Regions from separate parts of the Homo sapiens genome. Here region 2 is linked to region 1. A link is a loop called in an ENCODE intact Hi-C map of the cell type or tissue named here. Cell type or tissue: K562. All regions are shown on one strand. Each heading gives the region's core, and the rest is flanking DNA. Links, peaks and the distances in the headings are about the cores only.

What was found. A loop is a pair of places that touch in the nucleus more often than their neighbours do. Peaks named below come from ENCODE experiments on the same cell type or tissue, not always from the same donor. Only the 100,000 strongest peaks of a DNase experiment are listed, where the experiment ranks them.
Region 2: it touches region 1 in a loop (4-fold over the local background); 10 of 110 quality-filtered maps call a loop at or near these places.

The regions. Positions count from the first base shown.
Region 1 is chr14:32,065,476-32,069,873 of GRCh38, forward strand. No RefSeq gene overlaps it. Among named protein-coding and RNA genes, the nearest start is that of ARHGAP5-AS1, 9.0 kb to the right of the region's middle. In K562, for the core only: no CTCF peak of the experiment used is centred there; no DNase peak of the experiment used is centred there.
Region 2 is chr14:31,949,616-31,954,013 of GRCh38, forward strand. LINC02313 (long intergenic non-protein coding RNA 2313) reads left to right here. Exons shown (of 2, transcript NR_146544.1): 2 at 474-679. Among named protein-coding and RNA genes, the nearest start is that of LINC02313, 7.0 kb to the left of the region's middle. RefSeq lists an enhancer at 1,120-1,739. In K562, for the core only: no CTCF peak of the experiment used is centred there; DNase peaks (open chromatin) are centred at 1,306 and 1,926.

The DNA of each region.
Region 1 (4,398 bases), core at 216-4,215:
CTATCTATCACCTCTTTTTATTATGCTTGTCATGTTTAAAATGAGAAATTGTAAATGATGAAGCTATTATACTGTAACAGAAATGTAATCTATGGGCCAATTTCTCAGTTAAGATCCAATCCTAGAACATGAAAATGAGCTTGTTGTAGGCAGGCATCGTGCCTTTCATCTTTATGTATCTGGCTGGAGCATTGTCTTTGGCACAGAGTGGGTGCAAATTGATGGTTGTTGAATGAGAGAATGTCTCAAAGTAGTACTCTAAAGAGAAAGTCTACGTAGGATTCCTAACTCGTGTTTTTATTCTACCAATCATTGTAATTTTGAGGAATATTTTAAATGAGAAGACATGATTAACATGTGCAGCATTAAAAAACACCTTCTTTTTTAAATTCTAAAAAAGTATAAAGATGTATAAGAACATATATATATAAGAAGGTAAAATGAATATATAAGACAATATATAAGGTGAATATATTTTAAAGAAAATTACCCAGAGATAGCCACTGTTAATATTTTGATATATTTCTTTCCAGGCTATTTAATTTTTTTTTTTTTTTGAGACAGGGTCTCACTCCCATAACCCAGGCTGGAATGCAGCGGCGTGATCTCAGCTCACTGTAGCCTCAACCTCCTGGCTCAAGTGATCCTCTTACCTCAGCCTCCTGAGTAGCTGGGAGTACAGGCATGCACCACCACTCCCGACTAATTTTTATATTTTTTTGTAGAGATGGGGTTTTGCCATGTTGCCCAGGCCATACTTGTTTTTAATATTTGTATAAATTTGGGACCATATGGAATTTCCAGAATATATAAAACCACATGTAGATCTCATATATAAAATAACGCAGAATAAACTAAAATGAATCACCCTGTTACCAGCTTATACTTAACACATACCACTTTAAAACAAGAGCTCTCAACAAAATTAAAGTAAAAACTAAAACTAAGATCTGGATCAGTGTAATAGGACTAAGGGGACTGAGGAGTGTTCCTGGAGCTCTAGATTGTCAGTATTCCCAAAGCGTTGCTACTTTGTAGCAAGACTCCACTTTCAAATGAGGACGTTTCCTCTTAGTAACTTACGGAGTACTTATTCTCTGAGTTTTAGGAGAGTTTGATAGACAAGAGTTTTCAGTAAGTTGCAGGTGTACATAATGGCAGCCGATCAAAAAATACCTTTGCAAATATCTGTTGTGATGATTTAGCTAAAAATCTGAATGGTGGATTGCAACAGTTGATTACACTGAGTTAACTGATGAGGTGACTAGTGGAGAAGTGGGGTAGGGTGAGGAGTTTTACCCTCAGGTAAATTCAAAGAATTGTCAGCAGCCTGTTCCATTACAAAGCAAACATACAGAATACTGTCAAAACCAGAGCTCTTTTATTAGAATTAGGATGACGCTTGGGATGCTAACCACAATAATATGAACCTGTGGGCCACACTGCAGATGTACACACAGTAAATCAGAACTGAGTATCCAAACTGCAGTAACCTCTTTTCTTTCTAATTCCTAAACCACTGTGGCACATGATTTCTTTGGGGCCAAGAAGTTGCCTCACACCACAAAATATTAAAAGGCATGGCATTATTTTGAGGTATCAAATGAAAAGATCACTTTGAACTACTACTAAATTTGTATTCTGTTGGCTTAAAAGAGTTAACTCACTTTCAGAGACATTTACTAACTGAAAATGAATTAGGCACCAAGGAAAAGAAGGTTAATAGTAGTCACTCAGTTTTGATTGATATGCCTAAAAAGTCCCGCTCAAGGCTCATGTTATTGAGATGGAGAATCCACTTGTAAGTGGATCAGGTAGCGTATTGCTCACTGTTTAATAGTTCTTCACCTAGATTTTCTGATAGAATGAATGCACGGCTTCTACAACAAAATCAAATAGGATAACTGGCATGAAGCTATCCTGTTTGAGGAAGGAAGAATAAGGGAAGGTCTAAACAACCACATGTTACCAGTGAAATAGAATGACTGTAAGAATGCCCTCAAAGAGAGTATTTTACTCAATGACATTTTATCTTTAATAACTTTTTGCAATTTGGGAAAAAGAAGTACTGCTAATGCAAGAAAATGATTCTTGGGAAGTGGTACAGGGAAAATATTAAAATAAAGTCATCTGCCGGGCGCAGCGGCTCACGCCTGTAATCCCAGCACTTTTGGAGGCTGAGGCGGGCAGATCACTTGAGGTCAGGAGTTTCAGACCAGTCTGGTCAACATGGTGAAACCCCGTCTCTACTAAAAATACAAAAATTAGCCGGGTGTGGTGGTGTGAGCCTGTAGTCCCAGCTACTCCAGAGGCTGAGGCAGGAAAATCGCTTGAACCTAGGAGATGGAGGTTGCAGTGAGCTGAGATCACACCACTGCACTCCAGCCTGGGCAACAGAGCAAGACTCCATCTCAAAAAATAAAAATAAAAATACAAAAAAAGTCATCACTGCATTAAGAAAAACATTTTAAGGATTTGTTTTAAAAATTCAATCAAAGAATTTGCAATTCAAGGAAGCCCAGCTCAATTATAAGACTGATTTCCCAATTTTAAAATGGGCAAAAGATTTGAATGGATAACTTATCAAAAAAGAGATACCAATGGCTAATAGTCACATAAAAAGATGCCAAACATCATTTGTCATATAGGGAAATATGAATTAAAACTACAATGAGAGGCTGGATGCTGTGGCTCACACCTGTCGTCCTGGTACTTCGAAAGGCTGAGGTGGGAGGATCACCTGAGGCCAAGAGGTCAAGACCAGCTTGGGCAACATAAGCGAGACCCTGTCTCTACAAAAAATAATTTTTTTTTTAATTAGCCAGTTGTGGCAGCACATGCCTGTAGTCCTAGCTAATCAGGAGGCCAAGGTGGAAAGACCACTTGAGCCCAGGAGTTTGAGGCTGCAGTGAGCTATGATCATGCCACTGCACTCCGGCCTGGGCAACAGAGGGAGACCCTGTCTCTAGATAGATAGATACATACATACATAGATAGATAGATACATAGATAGATAGATAGATAGATAGATAAAACTACAATGAGATACCACTTCATATCCACTAGAATGGCTATCATAAAAAAGATAGACAACAACAAGTGTTGGCCATACTATATTATAGATTATAGAGAAACTAGACCCCTTATACATTGCTGGCAGTCATATAAAATGATACAGCCATTTTGAAAACATGTTTGGTATTTTCTTATAGGGTTAAACATAAATTGACTATAGGATCCATCAGTTCTACCTGTAAGTATCTACTCAAGAGAAATTAAAACATATGTACACAAATATTTGGTTGCTTAGAGCAACATAATCCATAATTGCCAAAAAGTGGAAACCAGCTAAACATCAGTTAAGTGGTGAATGGATATACAAATTCTACATATCCATGCAATGGAGTACTACTCAGCAATGAAAAGGAAGGAACCACTGAAGCATCCTAAAACATTTATGAACCTCAAACACATTATGCTAAGTAAAATAAGCCAGATCCATAAGATCACACATATTGTATGATTCAGTTTATACAAAATGTCCAGAATAGGCAAATTTCTCGAGACAGAAAGTAGAGTAGTGGTTGCCTGGGGCTAAGGATGAAAATGGGACTAGCTATAAACGTGCATAAGGGACAAAAGGTATGGCCTGAATAGATTACTAAACAGGGTTATATAGGGGGCCTAGGATGGGCTGTTGGATGCTCTCGATTGTACTGCTGGGGCGGGGTGAGGGGGCAAAGTGATGAATAAATTTAGAAAATTGAAAGAACCATGGGCTTAGAAAGTACAAGGCAACCTTTTGGCAAGGAGGGTCCAGAATCACTGGCTTTATAACGTGAATGGGACAGGTTTATTGTGGGAACTCCGGAGATCCAAATCGAATGAAATAGACTTTAGGTATGGGATTTGGATGAATATCAATTTACTTGGTTTCATGCATATGGCGATAAAAAATTATCTTTGTGGAGGGGGATGGGGTAAGGGCCGTAGACAAAACCAAAGGTGGAGCAAAAGGTAACAGCTTTGTTCTAGGTGTGGTGGTGGGTACAGGTAGGTGCTAAATTTAGGGTAAACCAGGAAGAAGGAAGCCTGGTCTTTGGGCAAAATCACTTCAAACTAAATAATGTTAGAGCAGCAAAGGGGCCATTTTGTGGATGAGGAAACCAGCTCAGGGAGATTCAGTGACTTCTGAAGATCACACAGTATTTGCATTTGAAGAAAATGCAGAAATGTGAATTGGCAAAACAAGTATTTACCATCTATCGTAGCTTAAAATAATAGGGAAAACGAACAGAGACTTAACTGTGAAGTGATTAGCCACCTAGCCACCACTATCTCAGGTTTCAGAACCTGAGATAAAATTCAGGTTTCTTGACTCCCCAGTTCAGTGGTCTT
Region 2 (4,398 bases), core at 263-4,262, 120 kb before region 1:
GGTCTAGCTTTGATTTTGGAGTCCCTACTCTCTGTACTCCCACAACACAGTCATCACCAGCTTTTAGTCACTGCTGACCTGGCCACCTCTCAGGGTAGCTCTGGAAGAGTATTGAATAGTAGTAGCATCTTTAGGAAAGAAAGGACCACAGAGTTCATCTGGCTCAACCCTTTGTTTTAGGGAAGGAGGAAACTGGAACCTGAGAGATGAGCCCAAGGCTACCTGTGAGTTTCCCTCTGCCTCCACTGAGAGGGTGTGGCTGCTAAGTCCTATCAGAAGATGCCCCACACTGTTTTCATTCCAATTTTACTGACTCATAGTTACTCTGTTTATGCTGGAAACTCATTTCCCCAAGTGCACTGTTTTTATTGTTTATTTCTCTTGTATACATGTATTCTTCCAGCAGCCTGCCCAGGTTTATTAAAAGATATTTACGTTTTCTGATCACTTCTACTTCCTTCTCTTCCTCCCAGGAATGGAAAATCAATCTGAGTGTCATTAAGAGCATACTCCCTGAAGAAGATTGCTGATGACAGTGGATTTGTCACCCAGCTCAGTGTCTTTTCCTGAGCAATAGGAATTTCTTCCATGGGGAATGAAACCTAGTGTTGTTTCCCTGTCTGAATCCAGGCCTTTCACTGACCTGCCAAGTTTTCATTCCATTGTCTCACTGTCATTGGCTGATCTGATCTCTACATTGATTAATTAGTTTCAAGCCCCTTCATACTGATCTAATAAAATTGGCTTGTTTAATTTGTGTCAGGAAATTTCTGAGAATGTTTCATTTAGACTCTGATAAGGTACATTTTTTTTTTAATGTCCTGCCGGAGACATCCCTTACGAGGGAGAGCTTGTCCTTCCTGCCATCTCTTGAATTACGCAGAGCAAACGCTGAAAGGATGGCGGGATTTCCTGCTGCCAGGGTCAAATGCTTCCACAACAAGCAGATCTGTCTTTCAGGGTGCAGTTTTTTATGTCCTCTCACCAGAAACACATGAGAATGCCATCTTTCCACCTCTAGAGGTTGTCTGAGCTGCTGGTAAGCATCAAAACATAGCCATCGAGAGCCAGGACAGAGCCACGGCCACTTCACCAGCTCCAGTCTCATGCCACTTGATTTATAAATGCCTTTTTTTTAATGGGCTGTCATCCCCTCAGGAGAGGTTGGAGTAAAAGTCTCAAAGTTGAGTGTTTGCTCTTCTGTCACAAAGAGAAATGGATGGGAAGAACAATACAAATGGCCTACAGGCGAGCAGGGGACTCTGCAGAGCCGAGCCCCATCCTGGTCTGATTCAGGCACTCAGTAAGCCTGAATGGGGCGCGGTTACTGGGGCGTGGTTACCCGCTGGCTGGGATGAGAATTCTCATAACTACTTTCCCAGTCGGCAACTGCCAGGATGCAGGGAGCTTGTTTAGTTAACACTATGAGACCACTGGATCCAACTAATCTCTATTTGCCTGTCTCCCCTAAGATAACTTTCATAAAAATGTGTAAACATGTTCTGAGAGTCTTCTGAAAATTCCCTCAAAGCCCCCTGACCGCCTGCCCTCTAGCTGGGGCTGTGGGGGCGGTGGCTGAGGCGCCCCCCTCCGTGGGAGGCTCCTCATACATCTCTGTCAGGAAAGGCAAGAGCCGCAGCCAGAAATGAGCTCCCCCAACAAAGCAGCCTCCCTGTGTGCTGCTGTGCAAGCTGCAGCATTTGGCTGATTCATTTGTCTTCATTAATGTTGCTTATAGCGGAGGCCTTTGTCACATATATGATTATGTGAGATTCGATTCTCTCGAATGTGTAAACACAGAGCTCTAGTGCGAGGCTCCAAGCAGGCAGCAGCCTGAAGCAGCTTTTCTGGCTGTTGGGGAGCCGGCTTATGTGATCAGCCCCTAGGGATGGGGCCGTACTGTCAGGGACTGGTTCTTGCAGTGATAAGGGAAGAGCTGCCTGGCTCTTCCGCCCCAGGCCTCAGGGCTTGCCTCTCCCTCCAGTCCCCTCATAGAGTATATCCTCCCCCATGCCTCCTTCCCCTCCACGCCACATGCCCCAGGCTCCCTGAACATTACCACCTTAATGTCTCCTAGCTTCGTTTCTTCCTGCCTCCCCTTCCAGGGTCCCACCTTCATCTCAGGCCTTCATCATCCCGAGGCTGGATTCCTGCAACAGCTTCTTAATCATACTCCCTCCCTCCGGTCTTGTTTCCCTCCAACCTGTTTGACACCCTGCTGATATCTTAATCTCTAAAATGCATATCAGTTTGGGTTGTTCCCCTTCTCTAGGAAAAGGTCAAACTGTTTAATAGAATGGTCTAGGAGGCTCTTTAGGACTAGGCTCCCAGAACCATTTCAAGCATCAGCCCACCAATGTGCTCATTCTCCTACCCCTCTCTTCCTCCCTGTTTTGGGGTTATACTTTGCCACAGGGTTCCAAAACAATTCTAATTCATGCCTCATATCTTAGGCCTTTTAGATAAAGCAATTTTTAAGATTTTGAATTTACCCACTCCACTATTTCTCAGATTAAAATGAGAACTTGGGAGGCCGGACCAAGTGAAATGTCCATGTCACTGTTTTACTAGGCATCATTCTGCAGGTTTCTTTTTGAGCTGTCCTACTCAGGCCACTTTAGTGCAGGAAAAAGAAGTCATTACCAGAGGAAAGAAGGAAGGGACGCTTATTGAAGGATGTGCACGTGTGGAACCCAGAGAAGTCTGGCTTCAGGAAGGGCGAAACCAGGACAATACTAGAGCCCGGCTGCACCCCGTGGCCTCTTTGCCTCTTTCTGTCCTCCTTGCTTTCTCGTGACCAGCATCCTCTGTTTACTCATCTTGTACACAACCCAGAATAGCAGCCACATGCCAGGGTCTACATGAACTTCTGAATTAGCACCCACCACCCACTACGGCTTCCTATTTTCTAAGAATGTAATGGTGCCGAGTCATCTCTCTGTGGATTGGTTGTCCTTGGCTCAGAACTCCTTCCCACTCTCTTCCCCCATAGCTTGGACCCAAGCTGGGGGCCACAGGGGTCTCCTGCCTTCTTATTAGGCTGGGAGTGGGGCAGCTTCTCAATGAGAGGCTACAGTGGTTTGCCGGGGCTGATGTAACAAAGTACCACACACTAGGTGGCTTGAACAGCAGAAATCTATTGTCTCAGTTCTGGAGGTTAGAAGTCCAAAATCAAGGTGTCAGCAGGAATGCAGTCTTTCTGTTTTGTAAGACTTGTAGGGAAAGATCATTTATACCAAGGATTGGTCTATAACCCTGAAAGCAAATGTGAATGTGGTCAATAATAACTACACTGGGCAGATCATACTGTACACCACTGTTGTGCATTGTCAAAACATTTTCACATACATTGTTTTATTTGATCCTAGCAATAACTCTGTGAAGTAGGAAAAGTAGAGTTTTGCTGTATTCTCTATGCCTCCATTTCTTCATCTGTGAAAAGAGGATAGTAATGATACCTACTCAGAGGATCGTTGCATGAGTCAAACGCATTAATACTGTAAAGCACTGGCACCCAGACCCACAGCAGAGCTGAGGCTGGCCCTCATGGCTCAGGGGTGGGCAGACCAAATGTGAAGCCAGAAAGGAGGTACCTCTCCATTCCTGTCCCCTAGTCCTGTCTTAATATCCTAAGGTTACTTGGCTAAAGGCTCGTATAATGCTATTTCTTTAAACTGTGTTTTCACTTATTTTATTTCCTGTCAAAGCTACAGGCATACCTTGTCTTACTGCCCTTTACTTTATTGCCGTACACAGATATTGCTCGCTTTCTCTCTCTTTCCTTCCTTCCTTCTTTCTTTCTTTCTCTTTTTCGCTCTCTTCTTTCTCTTCTTTTCTTTCTTTGTCTTCTTTCTTTATCTCTCTCTTCTTTCTTTCCTTTCTTTTTTTTCTTTCTTTCTCTTCTCTCTCTCTTTCTCCCTCTCTGTCTTTGTAACAAATCGAAGGTTTGTGGCAACCCTGCAATGAGCAAGTCTATTTGTGCCGTTTTTCCAAAAGCATGTGCTTACCTGGTGTCTCTGTGTTACATTTTGGTAATTCTTGCAGTATTTTGAACTTTTTCATTATTATTATATATATTACAGTGATCAGTGATCTTTGATGCTACTATTGTCATTGTTTTGTGGCACCATGAATTGCATCCATATAAGACGGTGAATTATTTGAGAAATGTGCATGTTCTGACTGCTCTACCCATCAGCCATTCCCCCAACTCTCTGCTTCTCCTCAGGCCTCCCTATTCCCTGTGACACAACAATATTGAAATTAGGCCAATGAGTAACCCTACAGTGGCCTCTAAATGTTCAAGTGAAAGGAAGAGTTGCATTTTCTCACTTTAAATCAAAAGCTAGAAATAATTAAGCTTAGTGAGGAAGGCACGTCAAAAGCCCAGAAAGACCA